2 separate regions of the Homo sapiens genome follow, and region 2 is linked to region 1. The links are chromatin loops, found by intact Hi-C in ENCODE. Cell type or tissue: psoas muscle. All regions are shown on one strand. Each heading gives the region's core, and the rest is flanking DNA. Links, peaks and the distances in the headings are about the cores only. Region 1 overlaps CD200R1L (CD200 receptor 1 like). Region 2 holds the start of LINC02042 (long intergenic non-protein coding RNA 2042).

Evidence for each region. Peaks named below come from ENCODE experiments on the same cell type or tissue, not always from the same donor. Only the 100,000 strongest peaks of a DNase experiment are listed, where the experiment ranks them.
Region 2: a loop joins it to region 1, with 5 times the contacts of the local background. A loop is called at or near these places in 4 of 110 quality-filtered maps.

Annotation. Positions count from the first base shown.
Region 1 is chr3:112,810,058-112,818,398 of GRCh38, reverse strand. CD200R1L (CD200 receptor 1 like) reads left to right here. Exons shown (of 8, transcript NM_001199215.3): 8 at 2,424-2,688. The coding sequence ends at 2,436. CD200R1L-AS1 (CD200R1L antisense RNA 1) reads right to left here. Exons shown (of 3, transcript NR_149027.1): 2 at 3,672-3,736. Among named protein-coding and RNA genes, the nearest start is that of CD200R1L-AS1, 12 kb to the right of the region's middle. In psoas muscle, for the core only: a CTCF peak has its summit at 3,937 (motif pointing right); no DNase peak of the experiment used is centred there; H3K27ac peaks cover 502 bases.
Region 2 is chr3:112,747,407-112,755,747 of GRCh38, reverse strand. LINC02042 (long intergenic non-protein coding RNA 2042) reads left to right here and starts at 6,429. Exons shown (of 5, transcript NR_110017.1): 1 at 6,429-6,517. In psoas muscle, for the core only: no CTCF peak of the experiment used is centred there; no DNase peak of the experiment used is centred there.

The sequences.
Region 1 (8,341 bases), core at 162-8,161:
GAAGATGACTCTGAAGTTCCCCTTACTTTTTAGAGTTCTAATGTCTCAATTCCCTTTCTTGTTTACACTTTAGGTTGTAGCCGTTGGATGGATTAATGATGCTAAGAGTAAGACACTGGTGAAATCCTTGTATCTTCTAGGGCCACTGTAAACTGAGATCCTATATTCACTTGATACAGATGGTAATCCTATAGTAAAAAGTGATTTTTTATTTAAAAGAAGACTTTTCTTATTTAAAGTAGCAAGTTGATATGTTTTGGCTGTGTCCCCACAAAAATCTCAACTTGAATTGTATCTCCCAGAATTCTCACGTGTTGTGGGAGGGACCCAGAGGGAAGTAATTGAATCATGAGGGCTGGTCTTTCCCGTGCTATTCTCATGATAGTGATAGGTTTATCTCAAGATCTGATAGGTTTATCAAGGGTTTCTGCTTTTGCTCTTCCTCATTTTCTCTTGCTGCCACCATGTAAAAAGTGACTTTCACCTACCCCCATGATTCTGGGGCCTCCCCAGCCATGTGGAACTGTAAGTCCAATTAAACCTCTTTTTGTTCCAAGTTTTCGGTATGTCTTTATCAGCAGCATGAAAACAAACTGGTGATTTGGCCTATTACTTTTATTTTTAGCAAAGCCCTAAGGGAAAAAATGAATGCATAAATTGGATGATATTATATGCATATGGTTATTTAATTGCTGAAACAAACAGGCCCTACATCTCAGTGTATTCACACCACAAAAATTTAATTCTTGCTCACATCACACTCTAGTGCAGTTGGTGGGGCTGAGGCAGGGCAGAGAAGAGAGGTGTTGCTTTAAGCTGTCACTTTATCTTATGGCTCTGCCCTTCTCAGAATATTTTCTAGTTCAGCTGGTGAATAGGAAACAGGGAGACAGAATAGAGGATGTTATGTGGGAGGTGTTTATGGGCCAGGCCTGGAGTAGTAATCACTTCTGCTCACATTCCATTGGTTAGTTCTTAGTAGCATAGCTATATTAACATCCACAGAGGTTGGAAAATGTAGTCTAGCTGCCTTGGAAGAAAAGGAATCAGGTTCACTGCAACATCTAGCCCAGTCTCTGCCCATAATAAAGAATAGAACAAATACTAAGATTAACACTTACCTTTTTGTAATTGAACATAAGTAAAAAATAACTAAATTAGTAAATTATATATATACTATATATAATATGATGTAAGCTGTTGTGTGCCTTTCTTTTTTATTATAATTCCCTTATGTTTAAGACAGGGCATAGAATGGGAATCAGTCCATTAATACAATTTTATAACAGACTAAAAAAATACTACACTGCGGCAGAGATTGCTTGTTACCTGGTTGTATTAGTCTGTTCTCATGCTGCTAATAAAGTCATATCCAAGACTGGGTAATTTATAAAGGAAAAGGTTTAATTGACTCACAGTTCCACATGGCTGGGGAGGCCTCATAATCATGGTGTAAGGCAAGGAGGAGTAAAGCTACGTCTTACATGGTGACAGGCAAAGAGAGAGTGTGTGCAAGGGAACTCCTGCTTATAAAACCATCAGAACTCATGACACTTATTCACTACCATGAGAACAGCATGGGAAAGACCTGCTCCCATGATTCAATTACCGCTCACCAGGTCCCTCCCATATGGGAGCTACAATTGGAATTGATTTCCATTGATTATGGAATTGATTATGGGAGCTACAATATGGAATTGATTTCCATAACACATGGGAATTATGGGAGCTACAATTCAAGATGAAATTTGGGTGAGGACACAGCCAAGCCATATCACTGGTCCAATGCTCATCCTCCCCTTTCTCCTTGTGGCAGATGAGTATATCCATGACTCTAAATCTTCACCTCTCCGTCTATCCATGTAATTTTTCAGTTGACTTTAGAGTTCTTTCCATACAGAGAGTACATATTTATCCATCCTATGCAGTTTGCTTTGGCCAACAAAATGAGGTGGAAGTGTTAATGTATCTGTTTTGAGCACAGGTCTCAAGAAGTTCTGTTCTACTCGTTACTCCATGAGAACATGCCTGGCCTATCCAGATGGAGGATGAGAACCATGTAGATCAGAGCTGTGTCCCCTCAGTCCCATCCCTACCTCTCTGTTGAGGCCAACCTAGAAGATGCAATAGTCAGCCATCCCCTAAACATATGAGTAAGCTCAGTCAAGATGAGAAGACCTGACCTCCACTTGATCCCAGGCATATAAGCAATTGTTGCCACAGAGGTTTTATGGTTGTTTGTTATACAGCATTCCTGGTGTCTTAGGTAATTGACACATTGATTAATAGCATAACTCCAATTTAATTTATTATTGGAATGTACTTAGCTAAAAGGCATTTCTCAGTTTCCTTTGCTGAGTATGCCCACTTGCATAAGCTCTGGAAAATGAGATATAAATACAAATCTTGTGTAATACTTTCAGAAAAGTTCTTTAAAGAAGAAGGAAGGGTCTTCTTTTGCTTCTCCTCCTTGTCTCTGGACTGCAACATTGGTGAGATGAGTGATGGTCCAGCAGTGAACTTGGGCCATGGATGATGTTAAGGATAGAAGCCACTCAGTAGGATAGAAGAAAAGAAAGATGGAAGAAGGATCCTGGGCTTGATGACCATGAAGTTTCCCTATAAACCCTCAACCACCTATTCATTGACTTCTTTTGTGTTAGAGTGAATAAAATTTTGTTCATGCCAGTGTTATTTTTGGTTTTACTCTACACGCAGCTAAACTTAATACTAATTGATACAAATACCTAGTTTGTTAATCTGAAGGTTTGTGTCAATCTTGCTACAAATTATTTTCTACTCATATCCATTTTCATGTCCAATTTTTGTTCTTCCCCTAGTGACAATGAAACAGATGTTCCTACTCATGTGCAATTGTTATGGTCTATTTTCATTCTGCCCATAGAGGTAATGAAAAGATGTAACTTCAGAAGATAGGAATCATAGATATGAATGTTATCTCTATGACAGTTCAAGAAAAATTGTTGGTTATATAAATGCAAGGGATGCTCTGGGCTTGTTGTGGGAAGGGGCTTGAGAACTTGGAGATACATAAAAATGATCTAATAGCCAATCCCTAGATGTGTGAGAACATGTCTACATTATGGGATTCAGAAGGAAGATAAAGATACCGTTATGGGCTTTTAGAGAGAATGTGAGTAGGAGAAACAGGAGAACTGAAATCTATGAAATTTTATTTGTATTAAATTTGTATTAATTCTTTTTTCCACTGGATGAACTTTATTGTTTCTAGAAGAGATTTATGTGAATTCACGTAATTTCTTTATCCCATTCTCACTGCCATGATTAGATTGAAAGAGTAAAAAGCTACAGCTACTACCCCCATCCTCCCACTGCTATATAAAGATAAAAAAAACTCCACTTTTTTTTTCTGAACCCTCTCATGTGTTCATATAGAGCTGACCTTTGAACAACATGGGGGTTAAGGGTGCTAACTCCCCATGCAGTGGAAAACTTGCATATAACTTTTGACTCCCCCAAAACGTTAACTACTAATAGCCTACTGTTGACCAGAAGCCTTACTGATAACATAAACAGTGATTTATATATAGTTTGTACGTTATATGTATTGTTTACTGTATTCTTACAATAAAGAAAGCTAGAGAAAAGAAAATATTAAGAAAATCATTAGGAAGAGAAAATGTATGTACTATTTATTAAGCGGAAGTAAATCATCATAAAGGTCTTCATCCTTGTTGTCTTCACATTGAGTAGACTGAAGAGGAGGAGGAAGTAGAGAGGTTGGTTTTGCTGTCTCAGGGGACGCAGAAGTGGAAGAAATCCACATATAAGTAGATCTGTGCACTTTCAACTTGCTGTTCCAGGGTCAATGATATACATGCCCAACAAATTAACTGTGGTCCTAAATACAGGGAGACTGGGAGCAATTTTTAGCAGAACACAATTGAGAGCCACTAGATGGTGCTTCAACTTAAGTCTCTTAACATTTCGAAGCAAGCTAAGACCTACTAACCTTAAGCAATGTAATCCTGCATTAAAAAAAATTTTTTTCCATACTTCTCCATTTACAAATTCTTTAGGTCTTCTTGGGTGGTTTTGGAACAATTACAGAAGGAGAATAAAATGGTTTAACTTGAAATTAAGGGGAAAAAAATCTTTTTGGTTCCTAAACTTGAATTGTACTACCCTTTTCATTTAATGTTAGTAAAAAACATTTTGTTTACCAAACAAGATAAAGGGATATTAATAGATTCACTTCGGGGAATGGGGAAATGTGAGGATATTTTAGTGGTTAAACCAAGATTAGTACTTGTTTCTTAAACTAGAGAGTTGAGATCACCCAGTCATAAAATGCAAATAGCTGCTTGCTCATGTTAATAGCAGCAGATGGTTAGAGCTACAGATGAAATTAAGTGGCCTTCTTCACTTCCTAGATCCTCCTCCATATCTCCTCCCCCATCATCTTTTAGAGGCATGTGTGGTATTCTAAAGTTAAAAGGAAGCTACGGATAATTGAGGTCAACTTCCTCATTTTGAAAAAGAGGAAACTGAGACTCTCAGAGTTAAGTGAACATGGAGTGTTACTAAGAAGCCAGCTGGCCTACTTGGCTTGTTGCTGAGAGGAAGGCAGCCACCCTAAGGCCACAGTCAGACATGGCACAACTAGGGGAAGAGGGCTGACCATCTCTTTCTTGGTCCCCATCTTACTAATGAGGACTGAGAGCCCTTCACAAGCTTTCCCTCCTGTCTGATTGGCCAAGACTGTATGACAATTCTTTAGCCAATCCCTGGCAAAGGGACTGAGATTTTGCTTATGTTGATTAGTCCTTTCATGCAGATGGGACTAAGATCAACACCTTTCTTCAGACACACATCTTGTGGGAGAGGAGTGAGTGGGACTTGAACAAAATTGGGGCTTTGTTAAGAAGGAGAAATGAAGTATGTGTGTGAAGCCTTGATGAGGGGGATGATAGTAGTCAAACTTAATTTTAGAAGGCACATAAGAACATTGAAGGTGGACGCAGGCAGGGAAGAAAGGCATGCTGGGAAGAGAGGACAGCATGGATGAAGGCAAAGTAGTGTAACAGGGTGTGTCTCTTTCAGGGCAATGGGGAAATTGTCCATATCATCTCCTCACACAAACTCTACATTTCATGAGGTCATCTGAGGACAGAAGACTGCTATTAAGAATGCCAGGAGAGTTTTGCAGGACAAGCAAATCTTGATCAATTTACAATGTTTTCTGAACAGAATGTCCAAATATTCTGACTGATTCACCCAACATTGATTTTAAGATTAAATAAGGAGCCAAGAACATTGGTTTATACAAAGTAGAGAACCAAAGAGAGGCTGGGGAGAGGCAGTGAGTCTGACAGACGATGTCTCTAATCTCAGAAGGGTGGGACTTGGTTTCTGAGCTGGGTAAAGCTGGCAGAGTAGAGACAATTCTCCTTATTCTGGTTTTTCTTGATAAAACATGAAAATTATTCTTGCTCTTAACCCAGTTGAAGAGAGGGCTTGGGGAATAATCTTTATACATTTCTAAATGTCCTTGTGAAAAGTGTCATAGAAACCCAAAGTCTTATTATCCATCCTACCTGTTTCCAAATGCTCCTCATGCACACATTGGTGTGTTCCTCCCTAGAATGTCTCTTCTCCTTAAGACATGGGGGGCCAACACACAGATAAAACATTTTTAGTTGTGACTTCTTCAGTTTGAAGCTCCCACATGTTGAGGAGGGAGCTCTTCAGAGTATAATAGTCACCAGGGAGGAAAGAAATAAGCATCTCTGCACAGGGGAAGGAGGTCATGGGGCTAATCAAGAGAATTTGTAAATATGACAGGAGGGTGACAAAAAACATTCACAGGCTCACATTCAGAAAAAGTAAATTTAACAAGATAACACTAAAACAAGAGGAATCGTGAAGTTCAACCAAATGTTATGACTTTTAAGGGAAAACAATATGAATATCTTTCCAAATCACTGTCATGATTTGCCTGTTCCTAAGCATGCCATCCTCCTGGGAAACAGGTTGTATGTGATTATGAGACTAATCGTTTACTCTTGTTTCTTAACATAATAAAAATGCCTGACTACATCAAAACTTTTCAGTTTCTCCTTAATGTTATCTTTCTGAAAACAGACAGCAAGAGACCTGCTGAGGAGGGCAGTCTGTGGCTAAGATGAGAGTTTACTATACTTCTGAAGGACATTTTATCTACCATGCTGCTTCCTGGGTGCTGTGAGGCCACAGAACCTGGAGAGGAAGCAGGTCTCCTCTGTCGTGGGCACTGCGTGGTCAGGTCATGCTGTTGAGAAGATTAATCTCAGATGTTACTGCCGAGCCTTGGAATGGACATAAACACTTCCGCGGACCTGAGTGAAGCCGTGTGGGAGACAGGAGCCAGACCAGGTCTTTTGTGTGTGTGTCTCACTGCAGAGCTTACAGTTTATTTGCAATTCCTGCACTCCCAACTTTAAGGCTTTTTGCTGAGGACACCATCTGCGACATAACACCTTCAAAAAAACTCTCCCACAAACTTTCCCATATTCCATGTAATGGAAAATTGCAACACAATTTACAAGACATTGAAAACCAAGGAGTGGCCCAAGATGTCAGCTCCAAGAAGCTACAGTAAATGTCTTGGGACCAGAAAGAATGATTAAGCAACTGGCATTCCAGCAAGAAGCATCTGTCTTTTGTCACTCTCCCCAAAGCAACATATAAATGTGCAGAGGAAGGCTGCTATTTCAGTAGGGGCAAAGGAGGTCAGCTGTTTGTAACATTTTCCATCATTCTCTCACAACTAAAACCCAAATCCCATTACTTTCCAACTGCCTATCAGGAGAGGGTGTTTGCTGATGCAGCCCAAGGGTGCCTAATCGCTATCCCCAGTAACCCATGGCAGCCCTTGCATCCTGGAGGATGATTAAATGGCAGATCCTAGGGAGGAGTTGGATGTGAAACCTTAGCCCTATGCCAAACTGGGCTTAGGTTTTTACTTTTTTTTTTTTTTTTTTTTTTTTTGCTTTTTTTTAAGATTTCTATCCAAAACATGCTTTCCTTGGCAGCCTCCCCAGAGGACTGTGAAGTCATAGGGCATAAATTATCCAACTCTTACCTCTGCAGGATGGTAAAACAGATTTAAGAAGACTTGCAAATTGCAGCTGTTCTTGGGCAAGGGCTCTGGCCAGGTCGAAACCAGCAGATCCACCGGTAGTGCACACACATACACACAGGCTGTGTGACAATCCATCTTCAGCTGCCATCGAACACTAGAGCAAGGCTATCTGTGTTCACCCAATCACTCCAGCTTTGTGCTTAACTTCTCACAGTTAATTGTTCTTTTCTTTAATGACTACTTTTCAAAAAGACTAGGAAGTGTGGAATTTATCAGTATTTCTTATTAATGGGTAAAAGATTAAATAGTTGCATCCTACCTTTTCAGTCTATTCTCTGCCACACTCCTTTTATTCCTAACCACACACCCACTGTCCAGCTTTCTTAGAAATTTCTCTCTATCCTTTCCTTACTGCATATTCTGCCTTGGCTTGTGCTGTTTCTTCTAAGATGAAGGTCTTTACCCTCACCCGTATCTTACAAAAGGCTGTTTTCTCTTCAGAGCTACTGCATCTGTGAAAAATTCCTCGGTGCCTGGTTCTGACTTAGGCATTGCTCTACCATAGCAATTCTTTTTATGGTATTTTCTGGATGATCAAGGCCCTAGGCTTTACAGGTATTTGTTTTCATGTGTCTCCACCACTAAGTTGTGAGATTCATGAGGGCAGACAACATATCTCATTTACTTTGCTGTCTTTCAAACTGCCTAGCACGATGTCTTATATATAGGGAATACTTAACAAACATACACTGAATTTGAATTTAAAAACTCAAGAACTGAGAAATATATGACCACTAAAGGGATACATGGATACATTCAGCACATGAATAAATAAAGTTCTATATGACAAAGAATTAGATACAATATTTGCAACATATGTAAGACAAATTGAATACGTGAATGCCAACAAATCCAAAGAAAAAGACAGAAAATCCCATAAACACATGGGCAAAGGAAATAAAATGTCATTTTACAAGATAGGAAAAATGAATGTTTAATAAACGTATGAAGTGATATTCAAACTAAAGAGTAATAAGAGAAGTGCTAATTAAAAATAGCTGAGATATCATTTTTTCATATATCACATTGGTAAAATTAATAATTTTGATAGTATTAACTATTAAAAGAGGTGTAGGGAACATGCAGTTTCTGATGGGAGTGCAAGTTAACACATCCATTTCAGAGAGCAGTTTGCCAATATGACCTAGTAATTCCACTTTTCAGTGTCTACTCAAA
Region 2 (8,341 bases), core at 211-8,210, 63 kb after region 1:
AGTGGTGGATGGAGGAATGGATCACAAACAGGCATGAAGAAAACTTTTGGAAGTAATGGAAATGTTTGTTATCTTGATTTTTGCGATGACTTTAAGGGTGTATAATATGTCAAAACTCATCAACTTATACACTTTTAATGTGTGAAGTGTACTTCAATTATATCTCAAAAAATGTAAAAGAATTTTAAAATGACATAGGCAGAGCAAAAGAAAAAAATTAAACAAAGAATAAAGATAAACCATGTTACATAATTTTAACAACTGTTGAATATGGATGCTAAATACAGAGAGGTTCATTATATTTTGCGCATTTTAGAAAATTTTCATAATATCATTTTTGGAAGTACAATTAACATGCCCATTTGGGAATTATACCCTGCAGAGTTGGAGAGATATAAACTTTTTTTTTTTTTTTTAAAGACAGAGTCTCGCTCTCTTGCCAGGCTGGAGTGCAGTGGCGCAATCTCGGCTCACCGCAATATCTGCCTCCTGGGTTTAAGGGATTCTCCTGCCTCAGCCTTTCAAGTAGCTGGGATTACAGGCGTGAGCTACTGCGCCTGGCTAATTTTTGTATTTATAGTGGAAACGGGTTTTTGTCATGTTGGCCAGGCTGGTCTCGAGCTCCTGAACTCAAGTGATCTGCCCGCCTCGGCCTCCCAAAGTGCCGGGATTATAGGCATGAGCCACCGTTCCCAGCCTAAACTTCAAATCTATAGCCATTACATGGTTTGGTGACTCAAAAGTTATAACACGTAGGTCAAGAAACCAGTGGCAGAAGGAGTGATTCCTCTCACTGTCACTCCCAGTGACCCTCTCAGGACATTTGTACTTCCATTCTAGCACTTTTAGGCTCTGCTGCAGTGGAGGTACTAGTTCACAGGTGTTAAAGTGAACTAAATATGGCCTGAGAAGGACTCCGTAGTTCTACATTTGAGTCCCTGTGGACCAACCGGAACACAACTTAATAGGCAAACATGATTGAAACCTAACTTAGGACTAAGTTAGTTAAGTCTTGGCCAATCCCAGCAGCAGTACGTCAACCACTCATACACTGCTGTGAGTGTTCAAACTGTGTTCAAGTAAGGCAAACACCAACCTATAACCAATCCAGCCGTTTTGTACCTCACTTCCAATTTCTGTACGTCACTTTCCGTTTTTTTTTGTCTGTAAATTTGTTCTGACCACGAGGCATCCCTGGAGTCTCTCTGAATCTGCTGTGATTCTGGAGGCTGCCTGATTAGTGCATCATTTTGTTTTCTTGCTCAATTAAACTCCGTACAATTTAATTTGTCCGAAGTTTTCTTTTAACACAGGGAAGAGTCACAATTATTAGGGAATACTGTCAGTGTGCCATTAAAACTAAAGCAGAGGTCTCACATACTTTGCTCTCAGGGATCTTTTACACTCTTTGCAGACCAATGAGTTTTATTTGTGTGGGTTTTTCTCTACCACTAAATACCCTATTCATAATTAAAACTAAAAATTTTCTTTAGTATTTTAAAATGTAAATAAATTTTAGTATTTAAAATGTAAATAAATATGGTTATTTTAAAATAACCATAGTAAACCCATTACGTTATTATAAATAACACATTTTAATGAAAAATAAATTATTTCCAAACCAAAAAGGTTTAATGAGAGAATGCCATTGTTTTATATTTTCACAAAACCTTTAAATATCTGGTTTAATAGGACATAGATTCTCATATCGGCTTCAGTATTCACTCTGCTGTGATATGTTGTTTTTGTTTAAGTACATGAAGAAAATTTGGTCTCTTGCAGATACGCAGTTGAAAATAGTGGACCTCTGTCACTGGGAACTCTCAGGGCTCTTCAGACCTCTCTTTGAGATCTTCTTACCTAAAGATATAACTTCCTCCTAATCATTTTGGATTCCACATACTAATAGATCAACAGTAAAGACGAGAATTACTATAGTGGGAGTGGTCATTGGTCCTGATTACTGTAAATAAATCAGATTGCTTAGCCAGGTGCCGTGGTTCACGCCTGTAATCCCAGCAATTTGGGAGGCCAAGGCAGGCAGACCATGAGGTCAAGAGATCAAGACCATCCTGGCCAACACGGTGAAACTCCATCTCTACTAAAAATACAAAAATTAGCCAGGCATGGTGGCATGTGCCTGTAGTCCCAGTTACTCAGGAGGCTGAGGCAGGAGCATCACCTGAACCCAGGAGGTGGAGGTTGCAGTGAGCTGAGATCACACTACTGCACTCCAGCCTGGTGACAGAGCAAGACTCTGTCTCGAAAAAAAAAAAAAAAAAAAAAAGAAAAAAAAGAAAAGAAAAGAAATAGGATTGCTCATACGAAATGCCAGCAGGAAAGATGTCTAGAACTCAGTAAATTCATTGGGGCACTTTTTATTGAGTTCATGCACTGTGATCCTTATGACCAGGTAATTCAAGCAGTCATAGTTTAACAAGAGCATAGTAATCAGGGACTCAGATCCCCCAGGAATGAAAGTGTATGTTATCACACGAAGCAAACAACCTAGACTAGCAGGACTGCTAAACAAGGGGTAGAAGAGGGAGATAGCAATTATCAGGGGTGACTTTGGGATCAACTGCAGCTGTCTAGATTGTATCTTACCCTATTAAACTTTCTGTTGTCTTTCTTCTTTTTTTCCCCTCTTTTGAAATTCTGACCAATCATCTCCTGAAAAATCAGTGTCAGGATTGTGTCCATTTAACATGGGACCCAAAGGAATCTGAGTGATACAAAGGCTGGACTGCAGCAGACACTGTTGGTGCCCAACCCATATCCTCTCAGCACTCACTAGTTCCTTACATGCTGGTGGCTTTCTACTCCAAGCTCCTGAGACCCAGGACACTCAACACCATACAAGAAGGGCAATGGAAGTTCTTGGAAAGATGATGTCTGCCAGATCTGTCCCACAGATCCTGGCCAAGCAATGGGTAAAAGGAGTACTCAGGGCTGGGCACCGGTGGCTCACGCCTGCAATCCCAGCACTTTGGGAGGCCAAGGTGGGCGGATCACAAGGTCAAGAGATTGAGACCGTCCTGGCCAACTTTGTGAAACCCTGTCTCTATTAAAAATACAAAAATTAGCTGGACGTGGTGGCACGCACCTGTAACCCCAGCTAGTCAGGAGGCTGAGGCAGGAGAATTGCTTGAACCCGGGAGGTGGAGGTTGCAGTGAGCCGAGATCGCACCACTGCATTCCAGCCTGGCGACAATGTGAGACTCTGTCTCAAAAAAAGAAAAAAAAAAAAAGAAAGAAAGGAGTACTCAGACACAGGTATGCAGTGTAAAAGCAGCTAGGGGACTGCCCGGCACTAGTTGCCAAAGAGTGAGCAGTCTCTAACAGCTGGAGCTACTTGCTTTTATTCAGTACTGACATAATGCCAAAGCCTGGAGCAAACACAATCTGTGGGTAATTAACATTATTGTTCCTCTGTGTCACATGCATGGATGATCAAAGGTGGGTTCCTGGTCAACATAAGTAAACAGGCCTGTTTAAGATAAATTCCCCTACACTTCCTTGTACCTACTCCTTGCCCTCTGACTCAAGGGCAGAGAACAGCTGCCTTCAGCTCTTCTCCCCCAAAGCTATGCAGAGCCTTCTGAATAGTCAGAGCCTTTCCCTGTTGCTTCTCCCACCACTCTGACCAATCTCCTACAGATGTCCCTGGAGCATCCCTCAACCAATGATGAAAGGCAGTTGGTGGATAAATACCCCAGTTCCTTACACCTTGGTTGGGAAAACTCTGAGATGTGTTATGTGTAGTGTCCTAGAGGTCCCCTGTGGGATAAGTCCCAGTTGCCACAGAAGTAAATGGCTCATTATCACACCCCGTTATTCTTTTTTCTTTTCTCTATTTCACTTCACCTCTCCCTGACCCTTGATTCCTTGGCTATGACATCAAATAAATTGCTAGTACTTAAATCTTTGTCTTGACAACTGCTTCTGGGAGAACCAAGTGAAACTTATCTGACCTGGGTGTCATTACAGCAGAGGCATTCCACCTAAGTAACAATTACATGCATTCAAATAAACTGTTCACAGTAGATTTATGTGCTACTTAAATCATGTGCTTCCACATAAAGATGTAAGGTTATAGCAACCTGAAACATAATAAATTAAAAAAATGTGATGTGGAAAAAGAAAACAATGGGTGGGTGGATGGGCGACTAGATGGCTGAGGAGATATGTTGCCATAGCAGGGCCCTTCTTATTATGTTATGGGGAGGCATGAGCTTGGCATGCAGACTGGTCACTTCTTGAACTACTTTTTCTTTTTCTTTTTGGTCACCCTTGCATTCTAATGTGTTAGCATTCTGTTTCCAATATGTGTTTAGCACTCTTTAAAATTTATTGTAAATAAAATTATTTCCATCAAAACTCTATGATCAGCCTTAGATATATCGTTCCATATACTTCTTGTGAAATTCCCATTTTACAAAGAAATGTATATATGGACTTTCACAATAATTCTTTAAATGCAAGAGAGAACAAACATTTTGTCATGTTGTAATCATTCTTCTGGTTAAAAAAAAAAGCATATATTTGGATTGGTTAAGAAAAAAAAAGAGGATATAGAAAATGGCTTATACAACTGCAGCTGTAAGCCAGATTTAAAAGTCCAAAATAGCTACTATATGTACATTTGTGGAGAACTGTATTTGTGTGTTTGTTTCATGATAGCATGATATACAGGCTACCTTTACTGCTAGTTTTGGAGAATTTAAAGCTATTCTTAAAACAGAGCTTTAAATTTTTATCTTGGGAACAATCATTGAACAAACTGGCTAAAATGTAGATTCCTGGGTGCCACTCAAGCCTTACTGAATCACAATCGTTAGCCTGGGGCTCAGGAATCTGCATTTTAAGTGATAATCCCTGGAGATCCTACTGTGGATGGTTCTTGAGTCAGACTCTGACAAACACATAGGCTCTCTTGACTAGAACTCAAGTGGAAATCTTACATTAAAATTTGTCAAAGTTTTAAGAGGGAACTCTGGAGGGACAAATTTTAAAATGGTGCTGTCTATGTTGAGGTCAATTAGGAGGAAATTAGAAACCTGAGTAGGATCCCATGTGAAGCTGGGTCAACTTTTGGTAAACATCTCAGATATTAGGACAAGGTCTGTAAACCCAGGCCCCAGCTAGCTATGGAACAATTATGTGGTACTTCGAAAGTCAGACAAATTTGATCCACTGGTATATTATTTGCTTGTGTCCCTGTTGTTCTCTCTTGGCATGTAACAAAGCCGTCTTGGAAGTTACAGCTTGATTGTATCTATAGCAGACTTTAAAAGGTAATTTACACTCCTCTGGGTCCAAATATGGTGGTGGCTACAGTGTCTAACTTCGGAGAACCCCATGTAGAAGTGTGAGATTTGGAGGGATAAAATTGGAGCTGTTTAATAAGCTCCCTACTTCTACACTGGATTTTCATTTCTGGATAGTCATTGAAAGTTCTGGGTTTTATTTTAATAGAAAAGTAATTTTCCCTACCAGCTTCCTGGGTGTTTGTAATGAACATTTTAAGCCAGTTTTCAGCTACAAGTAGTAGAAAACTGCAAGAAAATTAATTTAAGCAAGGAAATGAATAAATCCGTAGGTAGGGTGGGCTGCAAAAATGGCTGAGTTCGTGACTCAACAAAGTCTTCAGACATTGTGATATTTTCCATTTCTCTCTGTCTCACAGCTTTTGAACATCTTAAGGTTGCCTCCTCAATTTTAGGGGATTATAATATGTTATAAGGTTATTGGAGTTATATGGGATTATAAGATAGCTGCCATTAGGAATCAAGGAGATATGCTTTTTTTTTTTATGTCCAGCAGGATAGAGCAATCGCATCTCTTCCAATCTTGAAATAAAAGTCATTTCCTTTTATCTAACTGGGCCAGTGCCCCAGGTAGTTCACACTCCCCAGCCCTGGACCAGTAGCTGAAACAAGAGGGAATACCATGAGATAATTGGCTTAAGCCTGGATCCTGGACCAATCACTGACAATGGGGATGGGATAACCATGCTTGGATCGATAAGAAGCCACCCCCAAACTGGGAATAGGGTCAGCTTCCCCTAAGTAACAAGGACTACAAAGAAAAGGGGTAGTGGACACCTAAAAATATTTGGGATCTGTTTGGAAAAGATGGAAAAGGGAATAGATACTAGAGAAGCAATCAGTGGTTGACTATACTTAACGTTACAGAGCTTTCCATTTAAAGGTCTCTATCCCAGCCTACATGTAAACTTCTGCCACCCAATCTTTCCACATACAGTTGGAGAGCCTCTTCCCTATGACCCGTGGAAGATTCCAGGGAGCCCCTCAGGCTTAAGGTGTTTTGGAATGTAGTGGCAAGGTGGCTCATAGAGTGCCACCACAAAGAGCATAACATTCTATGGCAAGAATGGTTGCTGTGCCCATCAGGCAGTCAATTTAGTGAAGTCATGATACAGATGGAGAAATAGTCCCCCTGAGGTCTTGCGCACAGATTTTAAGATGATTCTCACTTACAAGAACACTGAGTGGTAAGTTGAGAAAACTATGATTCTCATGTTCAAGACTATTTTCCAATTGTTCACCCTATATTTCCTGTTCAATGCCCCTTTACCCACTTTCTCTGCCCCAACCTGTTTTCCCAGATAATTCTCCCCATCTAGTAACTCCCCTTTCCTTTTGCTCATTATCCCCAACTTTTAGTACTTTCCAGAGTGCCAGCTCTGGACCCTTTATCCTTCAGGCTCAAAGCCCTGTACTATTTTATTTTCTCTGGTGCAATTATCCTCCATAACTGAAATCCAGAGCTCAAATCACTAACAACTAAAAGCTAACTTCTAAGGATGCTTAGTCATCATACACTTCCTAGAAGGGAATAAGAAATATTTACCTTCCCGGCTGGGCGCGGTGGCTCACGCCTGTAATCCCAGCACTTTGGGAGGCCGAGGCGGGCGGATCACAAGGTCAGGAGATCGAGACCATCTTGGCTAACACGGTGAAACCCCGTCTCTACTAAAAATACAAAAAATTAGCCGGGCGCGGTGGCGGGCGCCTGTAGTCCCAGCTACTCGGGAGGCTGAGGCAGGAGAATGGCGTGAACCTGGGAGGCGGAGCTTGCAGTGAGCCGAGATTGCGCCACTGCAATCCGGCCTGGGCTAAACAGCGGGACTCCGTCTCAAAAAAAAAAAAAAAAAAAAAAAAAAAAAAAAGAAATATTTACCTTCCCTCCTGGGTGTGGGGAGTGATGGGAACCAAGTGGGAGCAGAGAAAGTTCCCTCCCTCCTAGAATGGGTTTAATTACTCCTTCCCTTGCAAAGAAGCAAAGAGAAACAGAAAACAGGTAGTGATGTCACCATATCAAAACTGGTTAAAAACTCATATGCTGTTACCTTTATATTACCATATGCTGTGTCTTGTATGTTCAGAATAATTTCTTATAATTAAGGGAAGAAAATTATGATGCCCTTAGAGCTTCATGTGTGTTGGCTTCTGTTCGTCCTCTGTTTGATCATGTCCCAGTGGGCTGGTGGAAAGGATCTGGTGAAAGTGATTTCTTTATAAATTTCTCTTTTATTATTACATTATCTGGGCCCTGGTCACCAAATCTCCCCAGCATCCTTGGCTTAGGTGGAATATTGTTACACTGAGCAGCTTGGATATCCTTGTAGTGTGGAAATGAAAAATGAATAAGAAAAATCAGTTGTGCTTTCATTAGAAAAATCCTTAGATACTACAATGTGCAAGTCAGAGGATTATGGGAATAAGTGATACCAGAAAAAAACCCACCTTGCTCTCTGTTGAGCCAACTCTTGAAGCTTTAAGGACTGAAATATTTTTCTGGTGTGCATAGATAAAGACTTAAAGTTTCAGGTTTGCTTGTCTCTTATTAAAAGGAAGAAAAATATGTCTCTCCCTCCCACCTTTAACCACTTCATTTCAGACCGCAGAGCTTATTAATATTCAGTAATATGTCTAGGCTTGAACAGATAAAAATAGCCAAGCCTTTCATTTAGAAACAGACTTCTCTAAGCACAAGCTTATTTTCTCTATCGCTGCAAGTATAACTGCCTGTCTCTGCAGATAGATCATCCGTCTCCTTCCAGTGACCAGCATGTGAAATGATGGTCACTGTCACTTATTTTGTTTCATGAAAGGCTGCCTGTTAGCACATTTGTCTGTTTCTCTTTCAACCATACTTGAACCTGCACCCCCCCCCCAAAATATTAAAATACGTTAAATATCTGTTAAATATCCCTTCTATCTGTTAAGGGGAAGATTATCCTTCAGTAAGAGGTGATCCTTGGTCACCCCCAATGTTAGCATTATCTGCACATTATAGAGCTGTGCTGTTTAAT